Linked DNA regions of Homo sapiens: region 1 is linked to region 2. The links are chromatin contacts, found by Hi-C or POLR2A ChIA-PET in ENCODE. All regions are on one chromosome and are shown on one strand. The core of a region is the stretch at or near the end of the contact, and the rest is flanking DNA. Distances in the headings are between cores, read along the strand shown. Region 1 overlaps PPP6R2 (protein phosphatase 6 regulatory subunit 2). Region 2 holds the start of HDAC10 (histone deacetylase 10).

Region 1 (6,589 bases), core at 1,396-3,895, 150 kb after region 2:
TATCCATTTAAATTACCCTGTGACTTCGGAGGGAGAGCAAGAGGACTAGGGGAAGACTTCCCTAAGTAAGCAGAGATGCCCTGAGTAAACAATCCAGGTCAGGATATCCATCTAAATTACCCTGTGACTCGGAGGGAGGGAAAGGGAGAGGGAAGTCGGGTGGTGGGAAAGCTTTGCCTTCCATTGTAGGAAGTTAATTCATAATGTCTAAAATTGGTGAACAAAGAAGAAATGTATGTGTGTATTATTTAGAAACATGGAGGTTAACGTTGGAGAAAACTGCTGAAAGAGTCCAGTGATTGCCTCTGAGGAGCATGACTTGGGATGCTGGGGGGCAGGGGGCCTGTCCTCACCAGCCCTGTCATCTCTGAGTTTTTCTCTGAGGAGTGTGACTTGGGATGGGGGCAGGGGGGCCTGTCCTCACCAGCCTTGTCATCTCTGAGCTTTTCTCTGAGGAGTGTGACTTGGGATGGGGGCAGGGGGGCCTGTCCTCACCAGCCTTGTCATCTCTGAGCTTTTCTCTGAGGAGAGTGTGACTTGGGATGGGGGCGGGGGGGCCTGTCCTCACCAGCCTTGTCATCTCTGAGCTTTTCTCTGAGGAGTGTGACTTGGGATGGGGGCAGGGGGCCTGTCCTCACCAGCCTTGTCATCTCTGAGCTTTTCTCTGAGGAGTGTGACTTGGGATGGGGGCGGGGGGGCCTGTCCTCACCAGCCTTGTCATCTCTGAGCTTTTCTCTGAGGAGTGTGACTTGGGATGGGGGCAGGGGGGCCTGTCCTCACCAGCCCTGTCATCTGAGGTTTTAAAGCACGTGCACATATCACTTGTATAAAAAACATGAAAGTCAGGTGTGGTGGCTCACGCTGGTAATCCCAGCACTTTGGGAGGCTGAGGTGGGAGGATCACTTACGCCCAGGAGTTGAAGACCAGCCTGGGCAATATAGCGAGACTCCATCTCTTTTTTTTTTTTTTTTTTGGTCTGAGATGGAGTCTCACTCTGTCGCCCAGGCTGGAGTACGGTGGTGCGATCTCGGTTCACTACAACCTCCGCGTCCCAGGTTCAAGTGATTCTCCTGCCTCAGGCTCCCGAGTTGCTGGGATTACAGACATGCATCACCACACCCAGCTAATTTTTTGTATTTTTAGTAGAGACAGGGTTTCACCATGTTGGCCAGGCTGGTCTCGAATTCCCGACCTCAGGTGATCCATCTGCCTCAGCCTCCCAAAGTGCTGGGATTACAGGCATGAGCCACTGCACCCGGCCCCCATCTCTATTTCTTTATTTAAAAAAAAAAACATATTAAGACTTTTTTTTTTTTTTTTTTGGAAACACAGTCCTTTCTGTCAACCAGGCTGGAGTGCAGTGGCGCGATCTTGGCTCACTGCAACCTCCGCCTCCTGGGTTCAAGCAGTTCTCCTACCTCGGTCTCCTTAGTAGCTGGGACTACAGGCGCACACCAGCATGCCTGGCTAATTTTTTGTATTTTTAGAAGAGACGGGGTTACCATGTTGGCCAGGCTGGTCTTGAACTCTTGAGCTCAGGCAATCTGCCTGCCTCGGCCTCCCAAAGTGCTAGGATAGTGCTAAGATTACAGAAGACACTTTTTTTGAGGCTAGTCAAAGTGCAGCAGTGTTTACACCTAATTGGTCACAAGCAGTTAAGATTTCTTTCTTCCTTCTTCAGTCTGTCTGCGTCACATGACTAGCCTTGTAAATAAAGTGAAACAAAAAACACTTTTTTTGAGAAATAGAATAGGGGCCGGGCGTGGTGGCTCACGCCTGTAATCCTAGCACTTTGGGAGGCTGAGGCGGGCGGATCATGAGGTCAGAAGATGGAGACCATCCTGACTAACACGGTGAAACCCCGTCTGTACTAAAAATACAAAGAATTAGCCAGGCGTGGTGGCCGGTGCCTGTAGTCCCAGCTACTTGGGAAGCTGAGAGAGTAAGTGCACTCCAGCCTGCATGACACAGCAAGACTGTCATCTCTTTAAAAAATAAAAAAAGATGGAGAAGATATAAATATATATGTAGACCAGGAGTTGGCAGACTGTATCTATGAAAAGTCAGAGAGTAAATACTTTAGGCTTTGCAGGTTGTAAGGTCTCTGTTGCAACGGCTCAACTCTGAAGTTGTAGCATGAAAGCAGCTACAGAAAATAGTAAACAAATGGATGGGGCTACATTCCAAGAAGGCTTCATTTATACAGAGCAGCACCTGTGCTTCGCGACTCTGCTATCCTTGCCTAGTGGCACTGCCAGGTTAAACACCGCCTCCCGCAACCTGTTAGCCTTGGAGGTCAGGGTTCTCCTGCAGACCTGGCAGAACACCTCCATGACCACAGGCTCAATTATGGGAGGACTCTTCTTGAAAGTGGAGAATTTGCCTGAGCTGTCTGTGCTCAAGAGAAGCTGCACTTGGTTTGGGTGGATTGGGATCAGGTAGCAGCCACTGACCCTGCTTAATTAAAGCCAGGGGCTGCTCCAGGGAGGTGAGGCCCACACGCTGCCTCTTCCTAAGGCCTCACATGCAGCTAGCCCTGCTTCTGCGGAGCAGCCCTTGGCTGAAAAGCCACTGTGACTGTAAGATGGCTGGTCACCTTCTGGAGTCAGAGCACTGCCTGCCCAGGCCACAGCAGAGGGCGCCACCCCAGGGCTGGAGGCAGCAGCAGTCACATGGTCAGCCCTAGAGCCTGGGGATGCTCCTGGTCTTTTCGTGAGCTCTTGTCTAGTTTGCTTGCCAAGATCTGGATTATTTGAGAAATAAGACAGAAGAGTCAGTAAGAGACACCAAGCTGTCGCTTTCATTACTCATAAAGCAGTGTCATTTATAACTCTGAGCTGTGGGCTTCCTCATTCCTGATTGCAGAATTAGAACTGCTCACCCAGTGGGAAGCAGCAGTGGGTCACAGCGGGCCCCCAGGAAGCACCCCCTGCCGCAGAGAGACTTGCTGCACTCAGGGCAGAACTGAAAGAAAGACAGCGTCTCCACCAAGGGAAACACTGGGAGGAAGGGAACTTTGCCATAACAGTTCCTGGGCCACTGACCATCCACTCCACATCCATTGTCCATCTCCTGTCATGGCTTCTTCCTCTTCTTCGGTTGACTTCCTGTGGTAAATTACACTCTGTTAAAACAGCTTCCTGAGATGGAGTTCGTGGGTGGTGATGTTTAGGGCATCGGGCCTGCGTGTTTGAGACCCTCTGATTAGAAGTTCAGACTGGGCATTACCCCCTGGGCTTTGGGAGCCTCCGTGTTGTCCTCTAGTCTCACAAGTCTGATGTAGCAAGCTCCTGGCTCACGTGTGTCACCTGTTTTCTCTCCTCTCTGAGGGCATTTAGGTTCTTTTCTAAGCCCTATTGTTTCTCAATTTCCCAGTAATGTGGAATTATTCCATGGGTCAGGACAGGGGATCCCCAAAGAGCATCATTGAGCCAAGAGAGTTTCATAGTCAGAGCTTGGGCGAATTTAGTAATAGGTAAGTACAAAATCAAGCAAACAGAAAAATATTGACTCTAAGGGAAAAGTTGTATAAGTAAGCAAAGATATCCCGAGTAGACAAATGAGGTCAACAGTGGATATCCATTTCTTTCATTTGTTGTTCTGGGCTCCCTGAACCCTTTTAGTCTGTACATTTGTGACATTAGCTGAGGGAAATTTCTCATATTGTTTCTTTGATATTTTCCCTCTTTTCTCTTTCTGGGACTTCTAATGAGGTGTTAGATTACTCAAATTAATGCTTTCCTTATTTTTGCTTTTAATGTTTTGTACTTTGCCTTTTTGGCCTACATCTGAGAGACTTCTTCATCTTTTAAGTTCTCATCCTTTTATTGACTTTTCAAAGTTCTACCATTATTTTTTGTTTGTTTTTTAGATGTGAGGTCTTGCTATGTTGCCCAGTCTGGACTCAAACTCCTGGGCTCAAGTGATCCTCCCATCTCAGCCTCCCAAGCAGTTGGAACCACAGGTGCCACCATGCTTAACATCTGTCATATTTTAAAATTTTATTTTTTTTTTGAGATGGAGTCTGGCTCTGTCGCCCAGGCTGGAGTGAAGTGGCACGATCTCGGCTCACTGCAACCTTCACCTCCGGGTTCACGCCATTCTCCTGCCTCAGCCTCCCGTGTAGCTGGAACTACAGACGCCCACCACCACGCCCGGCTAATTTTTTATATTTTTTAGTAGAGACGGGATTTCACCGTGTTAGCCAGGATGGTCTCGATCTCCTGACCTCGTGATCCGCCCGCCTCGGCCTCCCAAAGTGCTGGATTACAGGCGTGAGCCACCGCGCCAGGCCAATTTTTTTTTTTTTTTTCTGAGACAGAGTCTGTCTCGCTCTGTCGCCCAGGCTGGAGTACAGTGATGCGATCTTGGCTCACTGCAAGCTCTGCCTCCTGGGTTCACACCATTCTCCCGCCTCAGCCTCCCTTTTTCTTTTTTCTTTTTTTTTTTGAGACGGAGTCTCACTCTGTCGCCCAGGCTGGAATGCAGTGGCACAATCTCGGCTCACTGTAAGCTTCGCCTCCTGGGTTCACGCCATTCTCCTGCCTCAGCCTCTTGAGTACAGGCGCCTGCCACCACGCCCGGCTAATTTTTTTGTATTTTTTAGTAGAGACAGGGTTTCACCGTGTTAGCCAGGATGGTCTTGATCTCCTGACCTAGTGATCCGCCCGCCTTGTTCTCCCAGAGTGCTGGGGTTACAGGCGTGAGCCACCACGCCTGGCCCATATTTTTAATTTCTAAGAGCAGTTTCTTATTCTCATATATTTTAATAAAAGCTTCAAGTTCTCATTCATGGATACACAGTCTTAATGTGTCATCTCTGAGAACATTGTAGTTTAAAAGAGTTTCCTTCTGTTCTCTACACTTGCTCTCCTCCGTGTGCCTTGTTTTCTGCTTGGTCAGCACCACGCTTCTTTCATAAGTGGGGCCCTAGATCCTGCACAGAGTTTGGGATCTGCATGGGGCTTACTCACCACAGCTTAGAGGCCACTAGTTGACTTTTCTCTTTGTCCCATTATTTTTCCCAGAAAAGAATCCTTCTAGCTCTCCCCTGTGGGGAATGGACCTGTCAGTATCAGGAGCTGAGTTGGGAAGAGGGCTGGGGGCACCCCAGTTTCTTTTTTTTTTTTTTTTTTACCAAGTTCCCTATTTCTGGATGGTGTCTGGTCACCCTGTGGCTGTGCCTGGTGTCCCTGGCCCCAGGAGCCATAAGGAAGGGACATGTCCCACTGCCCTGGCCTGTAAGTTCTCAGCCCACCCTGCCCTTACTGGCCGCCAAATCAGTGTCCAGGCCTCTCTGGAGTTCTGTGGCCTGAATTCTCATCTCTAGTTGATGCCCCTTCTGTGGGCTCCTGAAACTCAGCCTTCCCTGTGCCAAGTCAGTCTTCACGTGGCCGGCTGCTTCAGTCCTCCAGGCTGGTTCGTCGTTTCTGCCTCTCCATTCTTGTCTTTTTAATTCTTTGTGTTATTTGAGATGGAGTTTGAGAGGGAATATGAACAAGCCTGTGTGCTCCATCTGCTGTGTTTGACTGGAATTTCTATACCTTGTATACATTTTTAAAACTACTAGAGCAGCACCTGTCATTTGAAGAATAACTGTAAAATGTTGATAAAGGAAAAAAGAAAATCTTAGTCCCTCCATCTAGAGAATCAGTGTCTTCTAGCTTGGTTTGTGCCATGTGTGCACACGTTTGTCCGTGTGTAGACAAGATGAGTTTGGAGCTGGGTGTGGTGGCTCACGCCTGTAATCCCAGCACTTTGGGAGGCCAAGGCAGGCAGATCACTTGAAGTCAGGAGTTCGAGACCAGCCTGGCCATCATGGTAAAACCCCGTCTCTACCAAAAATACAAAAGTTAGCCGAGCATGGTGGTGCATGCCTGTAATCCCAGCTACACAGGAGGCTGAGACAGGACGTGAACCCGGGAGGCGGAGGTTGCAGTGAGCTGAGATAGCACCACTGCACTCCAGCCTGGGCAACAGAGCAAGACTCTGTCTCAAGAAAAAAAAAAATCAGTTTGTTCCCTGTGGTATTGAGACACTTCTTCAAGGAATGATTTGGATGTTTCTCTGCTTCCTTACGTTTGATCTTCCTCCTCACCCCATGGGATGTGACTTCCTCCCCCTGCCCAGCTCACCGGTCTTAGTGTTAGAGATCTGGTAGACCTGGGGCCTCACTGTGGCCTTTGAGGCTGCCAACCTGGCCCTCCTCTCCTGCTCTCTGGTCCTCCTGCCCTGAGGGACCATGTGTTGTCCACTTGCTGGCCAGCCCCTCTGACATCCCACAGGGTGGGTACTGCCTGCCCCAATTAACAGACAAGGACACTAAAGGCCAGAAAGTTCGGCTAGTGAGGTCGGCTAGTGAGGGGATGAGCTTGGGCCTGCCCCAGCCCCCTGCGCCAGCTCTCAGGCCCCCTCTCTGCCCACACATCCAGCTTGCAGTGCCCCTGTGCCCTGACCCTACTCCATCGGGCCCCAGCCAGGTCCTCTCTCCCAAACCCAAGCCTGCTGGGCCACTCTTTGACCCTCTACACTCCACCTGCCCTTCACAGGCGCTGTTCCTCAGAGCTCTAAAAGTGGCACTTTCTTGTC
Region 2 (5,318 bases), core at 903-3,402:
AGTGGGAGCAGCAGGTGCAGGAAGGCAGCCACGTAGTCAGCGTTTCCCATCCCAACCTGGCAGGACATCCCAGGCTACATCCTGAACTGTGGGGCAGGGGAGGGGCCCGGGGGAGGGGGTGGGTGGGGACCTGGGGCTTGAGGGTGAACTGTGGGGGAGGGGAGGGGCCCAGGGGGAGGGGGCTGGGTGGGGACCTGGGGCTTGAGGGTGGGCACCTGGTTCCAGGGCAGGTTGACAGTGAAGCCGAGGCCCTGTCCCCGCCCCACTGCGTCTGCATCTGACTCTCGCAGGAAAGGCCAGAAGCGCCCATGCTCATAGCGGTGCCAGGAGAAGTAAAGGACGCTGCCAACAGCCAGCCAGGGCCAGAGGTCAAAGGTCAGGACCCTCAACAGCTCTACAGCTCCCTGTAGAACGCTGACCCCTGAGCACATGTCTGTATCTCACCCCTGGATTTTCCCAGGCCAGGCTGTGCACCCAAAAACTGGGGCTGCAGGGAAGGGTGGTTTCCGCACCCCTGCTCACCTGGGGTCATCCTCAAAGAGATACTGGATCCCCTGGCCATGGTGCACATCCCAGTCCACGACGAGGATCCTGGGTACAGACAGCGCTGGTGGCAAAGGGGCAGGGCCTCCCACCTCCAGGAGCCCGGCCAGGGATGGGAAGGTGCTGGCTGGGTTCTCTCGCCTCCTGCGCTGCCCCTTGCTGTGTGGCCTGGGCCCACCCCCCTGCAGCCAGCCTGGCACACACCTGTGTAGCCCGTGTTTCTGCTTGGCATGTGCAGCTGCTATGGCCACGTTGTTGAACACACAGAACCCGTTGGCAGCCGCCCTCTGGCCATGGTGCCCGGGAGGCCTACGGCGTGAGAGTAGGATTTGGGTCACGTCAGGGTCGCCCTGGCCCCTCACAGGGCCACCCACGGAGGAGCAGCCAGGGGAAGGGGCAGCTCTCACCTCACCAGGGCAAGCCCATTTTGCACAGCTCCAGTGAGCACAGCGTCCACCAGCTGCAGTCCAGCCCCTGCGGCCAGCCGCGCGCAGTGAAAGGTACTCTGTGGGCGCAGGGGCGCAGATGAGCCCCCTGCCTTCCCTGCTGCCCTTTGCAGGCCATACCCACACTTGTGCCAGGCTGCAAGACACCAGCTGCTGAGCAGAACAGGCCAGCCCCAGGCTCTGGCAGTGCCAGCAGGCAGGTGTGCAGGGCAATGTCATGTGTATGGACCAGGGGACACTGGCTGGGGTTGGCGGCCGTGGCTGTGAACGCTCAAAGGCACGTGCATGTGTGTCTGCACAGGTGAGTGTGTCCGGGGACACGCACCGGGTGGAAGTAGATGGCGTCGAACTGTCCGGACAGCGCCTGCAGCTCCTCCTTGCCTAGGACCTGGGTCTCCCTGACCAGGGATACATACTCTGGGCTGCATGCAGATGGGCAGGCAGGAGAGGCAGGGTCACCAGCAGGAGCAGGGGGGCGGGAGGCGGGGACCTGGGATTCATGGTGGGAGTGGCCACCCTGTCACTTCCTCAAGCCTGTGAGCCCACCCGAGGTGCATAGGGAGAGGCTCTGTATTCGAGGCTGGCAGGCTCGGGGTAGGCCCAGGTTCTTAGGTTTCTAGCTGGGCTGCCCGCCCCGCCCCCCATCGTGGGGCCTGCCCCCGTCCTGACCTGTGCACCAGGCCCAGCTCCTCTTCCGAGGCCTCGCGGGCTGACAACCGCAGACACCTCTGTTCCAGGCCGCGCTGCCGCAGGCGATCCAGGGCTGCGGTCAGGCGCTCAGGACGCTCGATCTCGCACTCGGGGCTGGGGCAGATGAGGAGCTCAGTTCAGAGGTCCCTCCCCGCACCCCACCTCGGCCAGGTCCCACTTACTCGTCCCAGAGCAGCCGGGTGGCCGTCATGTCCTCATGGTACACAAGCGCGGTCCCCATGGCTGCGCCGTGGTCACCCTGGGTTCCCAAACGCCCTCGCTAGTGGTGCCTGCCACTGCCTGTCCCCACCTTCGGCCGGGAGCAGCCGGAGGCCTGGGACCTGCCTGGGGCGCAGGCGGGCGGCGGGCACCGGCCTGGGCGGGAGCGCACAGAACCTAGGCAGGCTCCGGGATCCCAGGCGCGCAGAAGGCACGGAGCGAGGCTGCAGTCGAAGGGGGAGGCTCCCCGCGCCTGGCTTCCGGCTTCCTCGCCTCGGACCTGGGTCCCGCCCCGCGCCCTGCTCCCGGTCGCTATCGCGAGCTCCGCCCCGGAGCGAGGAACCAGCGGGCGCGGAAGCCTCGGCGCCCCGAGCCGCCAGCCCTCGGAGCTGCGCTGCGGCTCCGCCTCCCCATTGGCCCCGCCCCGATCCCCTCCAAGAGGGGCGGGGTCCCCCGGCCTTAGGCGAGTGGTCGCCGCAGCCCCACCCGAACGCCCGTGGCCGAGCCTGCCCATGAGAGCCCCGTTCTGCACCAGCTGGGTCAGGGTCCAGCGCAGCCCCAAGGCCCACCCGGCCCGGGCGCAGGAAGACCTGGGGTGAAAGGCGAGGGGGGCGAGGGGTCTGCAGGGCAAAGGCCACGAGGCGGGAGGAGCCCGCGGGGAGGCAGGTGGCGCTGCGGCCGGCTCAGGGCGGTGGTCGTGGCTGCATGGAGGCGCAGCACCGCCCCCGAGGTTTAAGGAGGGAGTGAGTCCGGTTCTAGCTCCAAGAAGACCCCTGGCCCAAGAGCAGAGTCAAGGTCGGTGGAGGTGGGGACACTGGACCGGGGTTGCGGTAGCATGGTGGGGGACTGAGGAAGATAGGAGGCACGGGCACAGCCACGGAGGAAGATGCCCGAGAGGAAACCTGAGGCCCCCTGGAGCCCAGGGGACACCCTGCCCCCGCGGGAGTTCACATCCAGCTGGGTCACAGAATTTTGGGGCCCCCAGTCCTCAGGCCACCTATGGGCCCACACTTTGGGCCCAGTGTGGACAGCAGCCATGCCACAAGTCAGCGTGGCTCCGGAACTGATGGCGATCACGTCCCCCAGGCCCGGATGCCCTGGAGAGGCATGAGGGTCGCTGGGCAGAGAAGGCCCATCTGTCGTGGCAGCTCATCAGGTCCACTTTGGCTGGGCCAGCTGTGGGCATGTCCACCGAGGACACCTGGCCTGCCCTGCCCTGCCCCTCACTGGTCTCTCTGCTGTAACCCCTGCCCTGGGACAGGTTTGGAGGTGCCCATGGCCTGTGTTCCAGCCGCCACCCTTGGAAACACCGAGTGGCCTGCAGAGGGCGGCCTGGGCACGAAGATACCACTGGAGCAGGGTAGTAGGGGCTAGAGGTTTGATCAAGAATAAAACCCAGCCCTCTGCGCTCACCAATCCACCACAGGGGCCAGAGGGGTCTCAACATGTCCAATGTGCCCCGTCCCCCCAGGGACTGGCTGGCGCTCACCACTTCACCACAGGGGTCTCAACGTGCCCAGCGTGCCCCCTCCCCCCAGGGACCTGCTGGCATTGGAGGATGCAGAGAGCTAGGGTAGATCCTAACACTCCTCCCCATCAGGCCCTGCCCCTGGGTCTGGCTTCAGGATCCACACACAGTGGCTTAGAGTCTAAGCCATTAGCAGGTCACCCCGTAAAAGGGGAGGGGCCAAGCCCTAACGTGGGGGTTCGAAGATCACTGGCACAGGCCTGGGGGAAGTGGGCACCAGCTTTGTGGCCTGGGAGAGATGGGATGCTCAGGCCCCCCTCCTGGCTCTAAGGGTCTGAGCTATCAGGCCAGCCTCCTCTACATGCAGGCCAAGGGCCCGGAGGTCTTAAGGTGGGACCCGGCATGAGGACGCACAGCCAGAACAGGGAGCTACAAAAGGGTCTATTTCCTTCCAGCCACGCGGGCACCACACAGCTGATTTACATTCCAGGCTGGGGGTGCAGGAAGGTCCACTGACGTCGCCCAGGAGAGGGGATGTCCCTGAGTTGGTGCCCTGCGCCCACCCTCTGTCCTTCCTCTGCATGGCCCAGAGCAGGCAGGGCTCAGAGGCCAAGGCCTGATCTGGAGCCCCACCAGCTCTGAGGTTTCTGAGAGCACCGGGCAAGTGGGCCACTGCTCCAGGGATCAGAGGCCATCCCCAGGTCGGCCAGAGGTCTTGTCCAGAAAGTTCAGGTGCTCCTCCATGATGGGCGCCCAAGAGCAGAGGCATGGCCGTGGGGAGGAGGGTCCATGGAACCCGGGCGTCTGCTCTGATGGATGCCTTGGGATGCAAGCCCCAGCCAAGGTCAAGGTGGCAACGAGAGTCCCCTCTCAGGTGGAAGGTGAAGGTGGTCCTCACTGCCACCCCGGAGCCCAGAGATCTTCACAGAGGCGTCTCCTTGGAGACCCTGGCCCCCAGCTGCCGGGGAGGCTTGAAGCTGAGCACCTCTTTGTAAGTAACACCTGGCGGGGGTGGGGGGGCGGGCACAACAGAGAGGGGGGTCAGCCTTTGCCTTCCATCCTGGGAGTCGCTCACAGACACGCCTGGCGGTGCCTCGTGGGGCCCTTCTCTAATCCTAATGTGGTCTGAACCACTGAGAGAAGGTTTGTGTGAAGAGGCCATTGCTCTAGATCTGGATTTTCCAGGGAAAGGGGAGGTGGCCAGGGCTTGGCCACATGTCCACCACGGTCTGTCCTAAGAGCTGAGGCCTCAGCCACAGTTGTGTGGGTGGGGACTACAGAGAGGATCCTATGGCCCATGGCTTTCAAGTTATCTTTCTAGCAGCAGAAACCTTTAATCAAACAAAGCCAAACTCATAAGCACACGAATATGCACACAGCGAAGGGTGGAGGCCCTGCTGCGGGCACCCAGGGACCCGTGGTCGTAAGGAGCACATGTGAATCTCAACCCATCCAGCCCCACCCAGCCAGTGTGGAGGACCAAGGTCCCGCACCCGAGGCAGAGCCAGGACAGGGCCTGAAACATGGCACGGCTCCCAGTGTACACCTACTTTCCCCGGGCACACCCACCCCAGGCTGGTCATGCAGCCATGAAGAAGACACAGCCTGCCATCCTGGAGCAGAAATGAAGCCAGGTCCAGCACAGCCTCAGGCCGCAGCATAGCTGCGGGAGCTGGGGAGGCTTCTCTGAGTCCAGCCTGAGGCTGCACAGGCTTTGGCCAGCCCTCCAAGTTGAGGGGATAGCCCCTGGTATAGGGGATGATGGACCCCAGCAGTTGGGGTTGGAGTCTGGACTGCTTAGCGGGGGCTGGGGGAGACAGGCGAGGCCCTGGGGACTGTCTTGGGTATACAGTTGTCCAGGGGGGAGGGATCCTAAAGTGGGGCAAGGAGAGGGCTGGGCGCGGTGGCTCACGCCTGTAATCCCAGCACTTTGGGAGGCCGAGGCGGGCGGA

What was found. A loop is a pair of places that touch in the nucleus more often than their neighbours do. ChIA-PET counts read pairs that join two places held with the same protein, here RNA polymerase II (POLR2A). Pooled maps may share reads with other maps.
Region 1: a map with no recorded cell type shows a loop between it and region 2 (3-fold over the local background). The contact joins the enhancer-like site here to the promoter of HDAC10 in region 2. A Hi-C loop is called at or near these places in 1 of 37 single-sample maps with no recorded cell type and 5 of 50 pooled maps. POLR2A ChIA-PET finds 5 or more read pairs at or near these places in 6 of 52 experiments (Caco-2, HepG2, WTC11 and 3 more).

The regions. Positions count from the first base shown.
Region 1 is chr22:50,397,211-50,403,799 of GRCh38, forward strand. All of the region lies in intron 3 of PPP6R2 (protein phosphatase 6 regulatory subunit 2), which reads left to right. Among named protein-coding and RNA genes, the nearest start is that of MIR12114, 6.9 kb to the right of the region's middle. RefSeq lists enhancers at 616-1,116, 2,526-3,122. Within about 2 kb of position 2,646, at least 23 of the 41 ENCODE cell types and tissues checked have a DNase peak (open chromatin) inside an H3K27ac peak, as active enhancers do.
Region 2 is chr22:50,249,113-50,254,430 of GRCh38, forward strand. HDAC10 (histone deacetylase 10) reads right to left here and starts at 2,153. Exons shown (of 20, transcript NM_032019.6): 1 at 1,862-2,153; 2 at 1,659-1,793; 3 at 1,315-1,411; 4 at 951-1,048; 5 at 748-852; 6 at 523-591; 7 at 216-342; 8 at 1-56. The coding sequence starts at 1,920. It overlaps MAPK12 (mitogen-activated protein kinase 12), which reads right to left. Exons shown (of 12, transcript NM_002969.6): 12 at 3,789-4,368. The coding sequence ends at 4,289. RefSeq lists enhancers at 498-1,344, 2,999-3,168 and a silencer at 1,849-2,508.